4 separate regions of the Homo sapiens genome follow, and regions 1, 2 and 3 are each linked to region 4. Evidence: chromatin contacts called from ENCODE Hi-C or POLR2A ChIA-PET data. All regions are on one chromosome and are shown on one strand. Each heading gives the region's core, a stretch centred on a gene start or an enhancer-like site at or near the end of the contact. The rest is flanking DNA. Distances are from core to core; before and after follow the strand shown. Region 1 holds the start of DBNL (drebrin like). Region 2 overlaps CAMK2B (calcium/calmodulin dependent protein kinase II beta). Region 3 holds the start of POLD2 (DNA polymerase delta 2, accessory subunit). Region 4 holds the start of PPIA (peptidylprolyl isomerase A).

Evidence for each region. A loop is a pair of places that touch in the nucleus more often than their neighbours do. ChIA-PET counts read pairs that join two places held with the same protein, here RNA polymerase II (POLR2A). Pooled maps may share reads with other maps.
Region 1: a loop to region 4 is called in a map of CD4-positive, alpha-beta T cell, with 3 times the contacts of the local background. The contact joins the promoter of DBNL here to the promoter of PPIA in region 4. A Hi-C loop is called at or near these places in 1 of 168 maps with a recorded cell type or tissue (CD4-positive, alpha-beta T cell), 1 of 37 single-sample maps with no recorded cell type and 8 of 50 pooled maps. POLR2A ChIA-PET finds 5 or more read pairs at or near these places in 1 of 52 experiments (activated CD8-positive, alpha-beta T cell).
Region 2: a pooled map shows a loop between it and region 4 (3-fold over the local background). The contact joins the enhancer-like site here to the promoter of PPIA in region 4. A Hi-C loop is called at or near these places in 1 of 168 maps with a recorded cell type or tissue (ascending aorta) and 10 of 50 pooled maps. POLR2A ChIA-PET finds 5 or more read pairs at or near these places in 1 of 52 experiments (Caco-2).
Region 3: a loop to region 4 is called in a map of naive thymus-derived CD4-positive, alpha-beta T cell, with 24 times the contacts of the local background. The contact joins the promoter of POLD2 here to the promoter of PPIA in region 4. A Hi-C loop is called at or near these places in 2 of 168 maps with a recorded cell type or tissue (both naive thymus-derived CD4-positive, alpha-beta T cell), 1 of 37 single-sample maps with no recorded cell type and 11 of 50 pooled maps. POLR2A ChIA-PET finds 5 or more read pairs at or near these places in 2 of 52 experiments (OCI-LY7 and PC-9).

Annotation. Positions count from the first base shown.
Region 1 is chr7:44,043,151-44,046,676 of GRCh38, forward strand. DBNL (drebrin like) reads left to right here and starts at 1,552. Exons shown (of 13, transcript NM_001014436.3): 1 at 1,552-1,670. The coding sequence starts at 1,588. LINC00957 (long intergenic non-protein coding RNA 957) reads left to right here. Exons shown (of 3, transcript NR_072982.1): 3 at 1,103-1,146. RefSeq lists a silencer at 1,592-1,811 and an enhancer at 1,750-2,250.
Region 2 is chr7:44,239,240-44,242,645 of GRCh38, forward strand. CAMK2B (calcium/calmodulin dependent protein kinase II beta) reads right to left here. Exons shown (of 24, transcript NM_001220.5): 9 at 3,321-3,406; 10 at 2,979-3,101; 11 at 2,461-2,544; 12 at 1,468-1,510; 13 at 350-424. Among named protein-coding and RNA genes, the nearest start is that of YKT6, 40 kb to the left of the region's middle. RefSeq lists enhancers at 1,638-1,837, 1,998-2,067, 2,088-2,187. Within about 2 kb of position 2,157, at least 2 of the 41 ENCODE cell types and tissues checked have a DNase peak (open chromatin) inside an H3K27ac peak, as active enhancers do.
Region 3 is chr7:44,121,306-44,124,871 of GRCh38, forward strand. POLD2 (DNA polymerase delta 2, accessory subunit) reads right to left here and starts at 2,243. Exons shown (of 11, transcript NM_006230.4): 1 at 2,206-2,243; 2 at 529-804. The coding sequence starts at 748. RefSeq lists a silencer at 1,929-2,638 and enhancers at 2,425-3,329, 2,849-2,908.
Region 4 is chr7:44,794,933-44,798,189 of GRCh38, forward strand. PPIA (peptidylprolyl isomerase A) reads left to right here and starts at 1,749. Exons shown (of 5, transcript NM_021130.5): 1 at 1,749-1,861. The coding sequence starts at 1,793. LOC105375259 (a long non-coding RNA gene) reads right to left here and starts at 1,598. Exons shown (of 2, transcript XR_007060300.1): 1 at 1,136-1,598; 2 at 184-492. RefSeq lists silencers at 1,290-1,489, 1,580-1,849, 1,870-2,219.

The DNA of each region.
Region 1 (3,526 bases), core at 302-2,801, 750 kb before region 4:
ATGTATACCTATACCTATGCATATATATACATATATGTATACCTATACCTATGCATATATATACATATATGTATACCTATACCTATGCATATATATACATATATGTATACCTATACCTATGCATATATATACATATATATGTATACCTATACCTATGCATATATATACATATATGTATACCTATACCTATGCATATATATACATATATGTATACCTATATCTATGCATATATATACATATATGTATACCTATACCTATGCATATATACATATATGTATACCTATACATATGCATATATATACATATATGTATACATATATACACACATAGTATATATACATATACACTATGTGTGTGTGTATATATATACACATATATATACTATGTGTGTGTATATATGTATATATATACTATACTTTTTTTGAGACAGAGTCCCGCCCTGTAGCCCAGGCTGGAGTGCAGTGGCGCTATGTCGGCTCAGTGCAAGCTCTGCCTCCCTGGTTCACGCCATTCTCCTGCCTCAGCCTCCCGAGTAGCTGGGACTACAGGCGCACGCCGCCACGCCTGGCTAATTTTTTGTTTTAGTAGAGACGGGGTTTCATCGTATTAGCCAGGATGGTGTCGATCTCGTGACCCCTTGATTCGTCCACCTCGGCCTCCCAAAGTGCTGGGATTACAGGCGTGAGCCACCGTGCCCGGCAGGATTTATATTTTAAGGAGGCAGGGGAGTTATTCTCCATGGGAGGAAATAAGCCGTGAGCTGCCTTGCGCTTTGGCATGTTTCTCTATCATACAGATAAGAAGCTAGTTCAGTCAAGTGTATGCAGATTTGTGGATGGAAAAACTGGTGCTCCCAGGAGGAGGGGAGCAGATTGAGGAATTACTGACACCTTCTAGGGGCGACCAGCCAGATGTGCAGGTGAAGCACAAGACAGGTTCTCTTCATGCCTCCACTATCCTGGCCTCGACCAAACTGCAGAGGGAAAAACTCAGGTGAGAGTGAGAAAGCACAGTCACTTTCAGTTAGGTTTGTAGCGGTGTGATCGTCACTTAGCACTCATTTATTCGTGTATTCATACATTTATGCATGTTTCTTTCACAGATCAAACTGTTGAGGGTCCACAAACAGGCTGAAGACCTCGTCTGGAGGGAGACTGCAGTGAACCCAAGATCGTTCAAATAAGCGCATCGACATAACAAGATTTAGAAAAGAATAAGCACGGTGCTGTGAGAGCAGCTAGCGGGGGCTGGACTGGGTCCCTGCGGCCAGGCTTCCAAGTCGAGCTGCCGTTTGGGTGGGACCAGAAGACGGGCTAGTCTGCGCCCCAGGATCCCTCCCTGAGGACAAACAGAAGGCCGGGTCCTCCCTTCTCCCGCTTGTCCTTCGGCATTCGCGGGACCTGCATGCTAGACCAGCTGGCCGGACAGCTCGCTAGGACCCGCGGGTGCGGCTGGCCCCTACCATTTCCGCTTCCTGCCGTGGGGCGGGGTTTCCGGTTGTCGGAGGCGAGGCTTGTCGGCTGTCAAAGGGGCGGCCCGGCCCGGCCCGGAAGCTACAGCAGCGGCGCGGAGACTGCGGGGCGGGCCATGGCGGCGAACCTGAGCCGGAACGGGCCAGCGCTGCAAGAGGCCTACGTGCGGGTGGTCACCGAGAAGTCCCCGACCGACTGGTGGGCGGCGAGACGGGCCAGGGTCGGGCCAGGGGCTGCCTCAGGGGTGGGTCTGTCTGGGGCGAGCGGGGGACTCGGGGGGAGCGGGAGCGCGAGCGCGGAGCGGTGCCCAGGCAGGTGGCCTGGGGCTTACCTGTCTGCCCCTCCACACCGCAGCAGGAGTGCTGTCTCACCCTCGTGACCCCTTGCCCCGCCGATCGTGGACAGGTTAAACCCGGCTTGGGGGGACCCAGTGAGTCCCCGCCCCTCCCCCTGTCGCTCGCCACCCACTGTGGGCTTCGCGGGCTTCCATGTTGGATCCTCGGCCTGGTCGTGCTTGCTAGCTTCGCCAGGTTCTTCTTTCCAGTCCTGGGACTTCCCTGGAGAAGGGGTTCCTGCACAGCCCTCTCTGAGAAGGCGGAAGCCACGCCCGGTTTTTTTGCAAACGCTGTGTTCGGGGATGGGCATTTGAGAGCGGCCTGGCAGCCGGGCTGTGAATGTGAGCCCTGCCCTGGGGGCTTCAGACGAGGAGCTCAGGGATCTGGGTTCTTGGCTGTCTGTGAACGTGGACTTCAGAACTTTCGTTTCTCCAAAAAGTGTACTCTTTCTTGTGCCTGAGCCATGGGAAGATGTACGAAAGTAGGATGCTCGCTATCTATTTGGGAAAAGGTCCCATTTTCCCTCTACCACCCAAGATATCCTCACTTTCCTCTTTGCTTAAATTGTTTTTACTGACCAGTTTTGAGAAATCCCAGTTCTGAGAAATATGCTGAGTATGGTGGGCTAAGGTGACCAACTTTGGGGAATAGAAACTGGGCCTTGGAGTCTGAGTCGTGGTGGGGCCACACTGTGGTCAGCACTGAGGCCCTCCCAACTGTCTTCCCCTTGTGTGGGGGCCATCTCCACTTGTGTAAGTGCTTTCTCATCTCCTCTGCTCTCCGTAGTGCCCAGCACAGAGCGGCTTTTATGCAGTGTACTATTGTGACCCTGAGGATGTTATGGCTTTGCTTTTTCCTCAGCCCTGGGCCATTAGGGGAAGAGCTTTAGAACACCAGTTGCTTGGTTCTATGGGGTCTCTGTAGACTCTCCTGTCAGGTCTGAGTGCCCTGGATGGCACTTATGCCAAACAGCACATCTTCTGTTTTGGAGGCATCTAAAGAAGGATATCTCGTCATTTCCTTGGTGGGGTTTTCTGCCTGCTTTATAATCCCTCAGATTTACCCACGTCAGTCAGTGTTATTTTTCTCAGGAGAGTTTCTAGATGTCAGCCCTCTGTTTTGCCTCTCTCCTATTCCTGTTCGTGTTTCTCTTAGACCTCTCCTGTTACTTCAAACCCAGTCAAAAGTATCTCTGCAATGAGTGCCCCATTTTCATGTCCACATCATACCACTTGGCTTTAGAACCCAGAAGAATCTTTGCCCCTCTTCAGCCCTGCCAAATTAAAGATTTTGCTTCTTAACATGCTCTTGATCACTCTGTTTACCCTGGCAGACTTACCTAGGAGCTTCCTGGCACTCCTCATCTATCTCCCTTCCAGGTCTCTCTTCATCATCAGTCTTCTCAGGAACCATCACTGGTTTGGGATGATGCCTCCCAGCCCACCTGGCAGTTTGGGCTTCCCTCTTCAGACCTCCTATGTTCCTAGCCTTTCCTTGGGCTGCTTACGAGAGCTGTCTGCTACCACTCCTGGCCCGGTGCTTACCCACCCCATCTACTCTCTGTCCCTCATGAGGGTTGTGGAGCCTCCTCTTTCCCCTCATGAAGTCAGAACCCACCCATCTCACTGGACTCATCTGCCCAGACAGCCATGCTATGCTCCCTCCCTACCTCCAGGCTCCTGCAGCACTACAGGTTGTGTCACTCAGCAGCATAACCCA
Region 2 (3,406 bases), core at 907-3,406, 560 kb before region 4:
TTCAGACCCCCCAGCAGCAGGCCCAGTGGCTCCCTGTGGGCCCAGGCCATTCTTAATGGGGGTCTCCGGACCCCCAGACCTCGGGGGCCAGGACCAGAAGGGCTTGGTGTAGCCCAGGGGCCACCTAGCCCAGCCCCTCCTCTTACAGGCGAGGAGCCTTGGGGGCTGCCTCCCTGCCCTTGTGGTGGGCTCTGCTGGGATGTGACCACACGGGAGCAGGGGCTCCCGGGGGCCTGGCGGCCTCTGGGGCGGCTCTGGAGCCCGGCCAGCGGCTGCGTGCAGCAGGGGGCTGCATGCTGGCAGGAGGGACGGGCGGGAGCGGGCGGGACGCTGGTCGAGACACATCTACCTTGTTCCACCAGCCCCATGGTGGTGCCGGAGGCCGCGGTGGACATTGTGGCCGGAGCGGTGGTCTGTCTGCCCACTGTTAGCACCGGGTTAGAGACGAGGGGAAGGGAGGGGTGGGCGGACACAGACGAGGGGTGGGCGAGGTAAGGGAAGAAAAGAGACAAAGGAAGCAGAAGAAGATTAGAGTTAAAGTTTAGGTGACAGATGGTTCCAGAATCCTTTGCTCAAGAGAGTGAAAACAAGATTGGACTGATTGACACGGAAAAGCATTTGCCTCCTTTCTCCTTAGAAAACCCCAGTGGGGGCTTCTCATGCCCAAAGGGTGTGGTGAGCACACAGCAGACAGGACAGTCCTATTAGTGTTGGTGTGACCGTGTGCACGCGTTCCCGGCATTACAGCATCACAGCAAAAGTAACAGGATGGCGGGTGGGGGGCACCAGATGCAAACGGACAACGAGAGAGACGGATCACAGACGCTCGCACACGGAGTGTCGGACGACGGAGAAGCCACAGGTACAGCTTGTCCAGACCTGGGCTGCCGGCTCCACTCCGGGGCTAACATCATGCCCGATGGGTCTGCCAGCGCCCTGGGCCTCAGGGGTCTATAACAGACCCCACCCCCCTGCCAAGAGAACTTGCTTCCCAACCACCCACCCTGAGCAGCCGGGACAGGAGGCTGCAGCTCATCCAGAACTTGGAAGGAGGCCCCCGAGCCTCCCGCATCACCCCGCATCCCTTCTGCCCACCTCCCGCACAAAACACAATGTTCAGAGCACTCAAAATGACAAGGAGGCCACATAGATGCCCGACAAACGCCTGGACAGACACACACGATGCTGTGAGCCCCAGTGGGGCAGCACAGACGCTCGTGTTCAGGGGGTGGAGGGACACAGACCCAGCACGAAGGTGATGGCCTCGGGGGGCTGGACCCTGTGGTATCACCCAAGGTGGGAGCCCAGCGGGGCCAGGTGGGCAGTGGGTCTCAGAGCTGAGGGCAGACGCCGAGGGCAGGCCTGCCGCAGAGGAGGAGTGGAGAGGCTGGTGAGGAAGGAGGCGCTCTCCTGCGTGGGCCAGCAGGGAGGGGGCAGCGCCTGTCTCCCTGGAGAAGAAAGGCTCACCTGAGAAATTCCGTGTGGCCAGCATGGTGGTGAGGATGGCTCCCTGGGGAGAGACACAGATAAAACCGGGGCTATCCCATCAGTGTTCCCTGCTGGCTTCTGGCCAGGATAAGACCCCTGTCCTCCTGCCCAGATGCTCAGCCTCATTGTCATGAGGCTGACATGACCTCAGCCTTCCAGAGAGGCAAGAGCTCCAGGAAGCCAGCAGCCGCACTGAGACAGATCACCTATTTCCAGAACTACACACACCCTGGGCCTAAACCTGTTGACCAACTACAGCTTCTAGCTGCTTCAAGACCCCTCAAGCCTCAGGGGTCACCAGAACAGCTGGTCACCACGGCAGCTCCTCTGGGGTCCAGCTCCCTGACAGCCCCTTCTTTTCCTGACAGGCTCAGACAGGGCAACAGTCCTGGGGCTTCCGGGGAGAACTGCTCAGAGACCAGCAGAGGGCAGTCAGGCAACAAGTCCCCATCCCGGAACCCACAAGTAGAGGGACTGCCAGTGTGCGGTCACCGGAGCCAGCCCTGACCAAAGCAGGCAGGTTGGATACCCTACTGGGACCCACCTCCCTCCCAGAACTCCCCCAGCCCACCCAAGACCAGTGTGTGTGGCTCTGCTCTCCTTACCAAACCTGTCTGAGCCGGAAGCTTCGGACTTGCTTGTACTAAACAGTGTGACTGCCAGAGGGTGAGTGCTGCCTGCAGAGCCCGGGTGAGGAGCCCACAGCGAGCGCTTCAGGACAGCTCCTCCAAGGGCTGCTAGGAGGTGGCACAGACAACTAGGAGGAGCCACACCTGGCCCAGGGCCCCTCTGGACTCATTCCCAAGCTGGCCTGAGTTCACCTGATGCATCCAGTCTGGGACTTGCTAACAGTCAGTCTTGGGGGCAGCAGTAACCCCTAGGTCTGCCCAGACCCCCCAAGGCCCCCCTGCTCCAGCCCAGAGGGACACAGAGAAGCATGGCCGTGCCTGGGACTAGGGGCCAGGGCCTCACCTTGAGCTTTCTCCTGGCATTGAACTTTTTCAGACACTCCACAGTCTCCTGTCTGTGCATCATGGATGCTACCGTGGAGCGTTGCTGTGGGGAAATGGGTGGTCATATGGCAGCCGAGCCCGAGGCACAGGGGAGAGGCCAGGGTGGCAAGGCTTGTGGCACCCTGGGGTCCCCACTTGCCAAGAGCCACCGGCCACCATTGCGGCAAGGGTTGTCTGTCCCCACCCGCCTGGGACTTCAAGACTCGTCTCTCCCTTGCCTCGTCCACTCTGCCCCTCACAGACAGGACTGCAGTTGGGAGGAAGGGATCACCTCTACCCTCTAATGCCTTCCAAGCCCCAGGCCTCACAAACGTGCTGGTATGTCCCAAGCCAGAGGCCACAAGGAGCACCCAGGGGACCCAAGGGAGCTCTTGGATGTCAGGAACAGGACCCTCTTGGGGTCCTTGCCAGGGGAGTGGTCTGAGGCCATCTCCACCAGGAGCCCCCTCCCCACCATGGGCACCAAGGGCGACTCACGCAGACCCACGGGTGCTTCAGGGCCTCATGGGCTGTGATGCGCTTGGCAGGGTTGATGGTCAGCATCTGGTTGATGAGGTTTTTGGCTTCAGGAGTGACGGTGTCCCACTCAGGGGACGGGAACTGCAGAAGGAAACAGCGCCCCGGCCGGGCCTGAAGCTCCCTCTCAGGCAGGGGCAAGAATTCTCCAAGGGGCTTCATCTCCAGCCACGAATCTGGGAGAGCAGGACCCAGGACCTGGCCACAGGTGGCTTCACCCCACTCCTAGCCTCTTCCCACGCTGCCCTCACCCGGCCACACCTGGAGGAAGGGAGCTCATCAGAGAGGGGCTGGTGCACTCACGTCATAGGCACCAGCCTTGATCTGCTGGTACAGCTTGTGCTGGTCCTCGTCCCAGAAGGGTGGGTAGCCCACGAGCAGGATGTACA
Region 3 (3,566 bases), core at 993-3,492, 670 kb before region 4:
AGGGTTGTGTTGGGCAGGCCACTTTATTAGGAAAGACAGAGGGCCCAAGGGACAGGAAAATTCATGGCCAGCAAATATGGGGGCCAGGAGGAGAGGCAAACAGACATGAGTGAACAGAGGGGGTCCCCTCGAGACCAGAGAGTGCATCCTCACCAGTCTTGGCTCCTGGTGCCTGGCGCCAGGCTTGCCACACTGAGGGGCTCTCTGGCTACAGCACAGGCAAATACCTGAATAATCTGCACTGAAGATAGGAAAACCATTTTCCTCTGCCAGTGAAGTAATCGCCATCACCGCCAGAACTAAGTCCTCATCTCCAACCAGCCTCTGAACTAAAACTAACTCCAAACCCACAAATTACTTAATTTAATCCTTGTTACTATCTTAAGAAGAAACTGAGGGAAAAAGAGGTTAATTTTCCCAAGGTAACAGGAAGTGGGATCAATTAGATAAACTGTTCCCATTCTCTTGCAGAACACTTCTAAGTTCAGGGATGCTGTGGGGGAAGCACCTTCCCAAACTCTCACTTACCCCAGTGCTGCTGGGCCCGGTTCTCCAGGAAGGGTCTCATTTGGATGAGGCGGGTGGCATAAATGTGGGCATACTGCCGGCTAAAGCTGCGCTCTCCTAGCCGGAAGGGTTGTGAGGAGTTGGTGTAGGTTGCCACTGGCACCCGGGCAAAGGTGGCATTGTTGGCTGATGGTGGGGACAGTAGAGTGTGGGCCCTCTGGGCAGCCTGCTCAGAAAACATGGCCACACTCCTGACTTGCTTGGTCCACACAGCTTCGCCCAGGCCAAGGAGGTTCACTGCGAAAACACAAAGGCATTCCTGCTGCCCCTGTCCATCCCCCAAAGCAGCAGCTCTCCTGGTGTCTCACTGCACCCAAAGGATACTGGGAAAAGAAGGAGAACAGCTGTAGTTGACACCAGACATTGTGTCCACTTGGAAATTTATCGTGCCTGGATACCGATGTCTCACCCTGTAGCGGTCATCCAAAAAGAGAAAAGGAAAGCTAGGAGTGTTTGTCCCATCTGGAGTTCTTCCCGAACCCTAGACTCAGGTGTCCTGTTCCATCTGGACAACTACCAGGGTCTCAATCAAGTTCAGTTTGCCCCAAATGGAATTCCCGATCTGCCTCCATCCAGCTCTCCGGCACCTGTCTCATTTCCAGACAAGAGGTCTGCCTTATTAAATAAAACTTCTGTGAAATAATAAGCCTATTATTAAATAATAATAGAACTAAACCAAAACCAAAACATAAATCAGTCACTGCTCTGTTCAAAACTCTCCAAAGTGTCCTCATTTCATTGAATAAGGCCCCAAGTCCTTACAACTGCCTATGAGATCTGCTCCACTGGTCCTCTCCCCTCCTGGTTCCCACTCCTCCACCTTGGATCCCTCCCCACAGCAAGGGGCCTCTGAACTCTTGCTTGCCCCTCTCCCGTATACTTATAGAGCTCACTTGCCCATCTCCTTCAAGTTCTTACATCTTTACTCAAATGTTACCTTGTGCCCTGCCCATCTGATTTACAACTGCAACTCTCCCCAGTACTTCAACTGTTATTGTTGTTTACAACATTTACCTTCTAACAAACTGTATATTTTAAATGTATTGTCTGCCTGCTCCAACTAGACCATAAGCTCCAGGAGAGCTGAGATTTTTGTGTCTTATGCCACTAGCCACCTAGGGCTACGAAGTACAGGAGATGTGGTGAGTCCAACTGTGATGTTTGGGTTGGACACACAATGGATTTCTAAGAATAGTACAAAGAATATCCCAATAATTTTTTCACATACAATTGAAATAATAGTTTGAATATATTTATGGATTTACTCCAATTGATTTGTTTCGTTTTACTTTTTTCGTACACCTACTAGAAAGTTAAAAAATTCCCTAGCGGCTTGCAATCTATCTCCACGGGACAGCACTGGCCTGGGACACAGGCTCCGCACACGTGTCTAACGAGTGACTCGTTAGGAGCTTTTGGCTCGAACGTGCTTGATGGCGGCAGCAGCCAGGCCGCGCTACTCGGGATGGGGCCGAGAGCGCCCTGGGGGCTGTCCCAGTCACGGCGGGTGCCCCGGCTCGGATCCACGCGGCAGCTGCGGGACGTCCGCCAAGACACCAGCCCACCGACCCAGGAGCCCGGCCTCGCGGCCTGGAACTGCCACCCCCAGCTGACCCCGTTTCCCTGGACCCCACTCACCGCGCGGCGCGCCGCATCCCGCCAATCCCCGCGCGCCTGCCCCGCCCATCGCCGCAACTCGCTAATCCCCGCGCGGCTTCCCCGCCCATCGCCTAATCTCACCAATCGCTGCCCTCCTCGCCCCGTCCGTCACCAGGCGCCTCATCCCGCCGACCACTGTGCGCCCAGTCCCTGGGACGCCCAGAGAACGCGGAGCCACACCCTCGGTTTCCTGGGCAACGCGGGGCGGGGGCTCGCAGGCCGGCGCCGCGGGTCTTTGGTTGGCGGCCGCGCGTGCAGGGGTTGGGCTGACGGGGGGTGTCGGCCTCCAGTGGGCTGACCGCGTCACCCCGTCAGGCCCTGCCCAAACCTCCCAGTGGTCGTCACCCCGCCAGACCTCCCAGTGGTCGGCCGCCAGCCTCCTTGGTGAAGCCCCCAGCGTCCCAGCTTTCCCCGCAGAGCTGCCCACTTGTAGCGATGGCGACACGCGAGGAGGATCCCAACAGAAAGAAGGCCCAAGGCCCACTAACTTGGCCGGGGAGAAGTAACTCTTCCTGAAGGGATGGCGCGGGGTCTCGGGGTTCCTCCCGTCCTGCCAGCGTCTGCGTCCGGGAAACGCATTGGCGGTTTCGGGGTCCTCCCTAGCTTGCCCACAGCTGCACACCAGCTTCCAGCCCAACACTCCCCAATCTCCAGTGTCCTCGTTGTCCCCGTTACTCATACTCGTTCTTACCACCACGTCTTTCTGAGTGCTGTCTCCCACTTTGGGAATACTTTTTTTTTTTTTTTTCCATCTCCACTAATTTATAGAATTCCTCACCCCATCAAGAGACGCTTCCCCACTAAGCTTCCCGGGCTCTTCCCGCCGCGCGCTGATTCTCCCAGGCGTCCTCTAGCGCTACTGTTCTGCTACTTCCCTGGGCCTGTTTCCTAAGTCCAGGTCTTGTCTCCACAACGAGTGGATATTAACACTCGTTAATTATTACTTAATATTTTAATTTTTGTTTTTGTTTGTTTGTTTGAGGCAGCGTCTTGCTCTGTGGCCCAGGCTGGAGTGCAGTGGTGCGATCTCGGCTCACTGCAGCCTCGAACTCCCAGGCTCCAGTGATTCTCCCGCCTCAGCCTCCCGAGTAGCTGGGACAACAGGCGCGCAGCACCACGCCTGGCTACTTTAAGTTTGTGTGTGTGTGTGTGTGTGTGCGTGTGTGTGTAGAGACAGGGTCTCCCAATGGTGCCCAGGCTAGTGTGGAACTCCTGGGCTCAAGTGATCCTCCCACCTCAGCCTCCCAAAGTGCTGGGATTACAGGCATGAGCCACCACGCCCAGCCTTATATTTTAATTTAAAATGTGATATTTTAATTATTAAACGCCTTTGCAACTGC
Region 4 (3,257 bases), core at 499-2,998:
GAGGTTGCAGTGAGCCGATAACACACCACTGCACTTCCAGCCTAGGTGAGAGTGAGACCTTGTCTCAAAAAAACAAAAAGAAACATTAAATAATATCCTTAATATTGCAACTTAAGTGACAGCCCAGGATATATGAATTCCCTTGTAAGGTTTTCTTAACAAAACACCAGTCACATAAGTGCATTTTATTTTATATTTTTGTTTATTTATTTGAGACGGAGTCTCTGTCTCTCAGGCTGGAGTGCAGTGGCGCCATCTCTGCTCGCTGCAACCTCCACCTCCTGGGTTCCAGCGATTCTCCTGCCTCAGCCTCCCGAGGGGGTAGCTGGGACTACAGGTGCGCACCACCATGCCCAGCTAATTTTGTATTTTTCGTAGAGATGGGGTTTCACCATGTTGTCCAGGCTGGTCTTGAACTCCTGACCTCAGGTGATCCTCCCGCCTCGGCCTCCCAAAGTGCTGGAATTACAGGCGTGATCCACCGCACCCGGCCTATTTTTTGAGAGAGGGTCACACTCTGTCGTCCCGGCTGGAATGCAGTGATGCGATCACCGCCCACTACAGCCTCGACCTCCGGGCTCAAGCAATCCTCCCCGCCCAGCCTCCTGAGTAGCGAGCGCCTCGACGCCCAGCTAATTTTTATTTTTATTTATTTTTTTGTAGAGACGGCGTCTCTCTAAGATGCCCAGGCTGGTGGCCGGTGTCGAACTCCTAAGATGAAGCGATCCTCCCCGGCCTTGGCCTCCGCGCCTCCTAAAGCGCCAGGTATGAGCCACCGCGCCTGGCCTACAAGTGCATTTTAATTAAAGTATTATTAATGTCTTTGCCTGAAGAAATTCGCTTTTAAATTGTGACTTATCTTTCACCCAAAAATCAAAGCACAATTCAGCCCCGAGGCGGGGGCGGTAGGAGCTGGGCGGGGCGGGGGCAGGGAAAGACCAGGAGCAGAGATTCAAAAAGAGTAAGAGGGCAAAATGTGCATAATGCATCTTCACAGGTAAGAGCCTGGCCAGGCTCCTGTTTTAATGGCTTCCTCCTGAAGAAGATTCAAGCAGAGTGTAAGATATTTTCGGAAAGTAGAGCATTTTGAAAGCATTTCATAATCTCTCAAAACCGGAGACTGCTCCTGTCCCACCTCGTTAGAGAAAACAGCGATGCTCAAAGGCAACCTCCTTCCTGACATTGCCTGGTAGGACGCGACGTGGTGTTTGCCCGCGCGGAATGCGGACGCAAGGCTGCTCCTAGGTCTCGGGGACGCGCCATCCCCATTTCCGCTCGCGGAGGCGTAGGGTCCGGGCGCGGGACCCCAGTCGACCTTGACTGGCGGCGCGACCTTGAGGCCTGCGTTCGCCTCAGTTGCCCCCTCTGTGCAATGGGGAGACGCGCCTCATCGCTTGACAACGGCCGAAGAGCCGCCGCGCTTCCGTCTCCCGCGTGCGCGCGCCATGCTGCCCACCCCCGTTCCGCACTGACCCTCCCCCGTGCCCCGCGTCCCGTACTGCCGCCCCGCCCCGAGTCCCATGCCGCAGCCACCGCGACGGAGCCCGCAGGCGGGAACCTGCCTCCGCGCGTTAGCGCGCACGCGCGCCTCATGTGTCGTCCCCATCAGCGCCGGCTTCCGTCTATAGGCCAGATGCACTGTCACTCTGGCGAAGTCGCAGACCCGATTGGCCGGGACGGAGGCGCGAGACCGGGTTGCGGGCGGGGCCGAACGTGGTATAAAAGGGGCGGGAGGCCAGGCTCGTGCCGTTTTGCAGACGCCACCGCCGAGGAAAACCGTGTACTATTAGCCATGGTCAACCCCACCGTGTTCTTCGACATTGCCGTCGACGGCGAGCCCTTGGGCCGCGTCTCCTTTGAGGTCGGGCGGGCGGCGGCGTGCGGGAATGGGGCCCAGAAAGTGGGCCGGGGTCGGGGTGGGTGGTAGCGCCCCAAAGGCCCGGGCGCGGGGCGACCCTGCTTGAGGGGCGAGCGCGGGCGGGCTGCGGCGCCATTTCCTGACGAGGGGCCATTTTGGGAGGTCCGCGAGTCGCGGGGAGGAGGCCGGGACGGCGGCGGACAAAGGCAGGCGGGGCGGCTGCGAGGCCGTTGGGGGAGGGGGCCCGCGTCCGCCCGCCCGCCTCATGTGGCCGCGCCCTGTCCTGTCCGACGCACGTGCTCGGCGGCCGCGCTCAGGTCCGCGCCTTGAGAGTCGTTGGGCTCCGCCCTAGCTTGGCCTGGGCGCCGCAGACCGGAGCCAGAAGCACGCTCGCGGGGGCTTGCGACCGCCTTCCTGGGAAGCTGTCCCCTGGCAGGCATGGGTGCTTTACATCCTGAGCTGGGAAGCTGTTTGCTTGAGGGTTTTTCTCAAGGATCGAGGCGCGGTGTGAGCCCGTCCATGCTCGGTCCTGTAGATCCCGGGAGGCCATGTTATAAAAGGAGACTTGCTGGGATGTGACGGGTTGCCACTTGAAATATCTTCCATTTGGATAAAGTAGGAATATTTATACATGTGCCCCAAACGTCCCTCCGTGTCCCCCACCCCCAAGCGGAAATGTGAAAATGGGCCTTGCCTTTGCTGGTGCCCAAGGACCGCCTTCCACTGCAGTGACGGCGCTGGCGGGGGAGGCGCTCTTGAGCCCCTCCCGATTGTCCCTCTGCCTAGCAAGCAAGTTGCGACTGGCCACAAGGCAGGCCTCTTCCGACCAAGGTGGATTACCAGTGATTACCTAATTAGTTTTGAGAGCGTTAAATGAGTTCTTAAAGATCAGTTGTAATTATAGCATAGTATCTAAACTTGGCGCGTGTCTTCAAAGTTAAATATTGAGTACGATTCCGTTCCAGTTAACATGGATAGACCTTAGGGAGTAGCGAAATAGGATGTTAGTGGTTTTATTCCTTTAAATCACATCTCAAAAGGCCACCAATGGCTAGTTTGGGATCTTATTCCGAAAATAGATTGATCCTCATGCAGTCTTCGTGAGGACAGAGCGATTTCCTTGTTGCCTACCCTGTCCATAGTGCCTGGCACATAGGCACTGAAACACTGCATGTTAATCCACACCCCACCCCACCTATGAGTGTAGTCAAAGCTGGTAAGTGACAAGGGCTTTCGTGGAAACTTGGCCTGACCTAATGTTGGGCATCAGGTTACCCAAAGAGCTTCAGGGAAATGAGAAAGGACTTGCAGGTCTTGATGAGAATGGAGGGGTAACTGCCAATGAGGGCTTTGGCTTTAGCGAAAGTCTGAAAGGGAAGCCATAGGAACTTAAACGTAC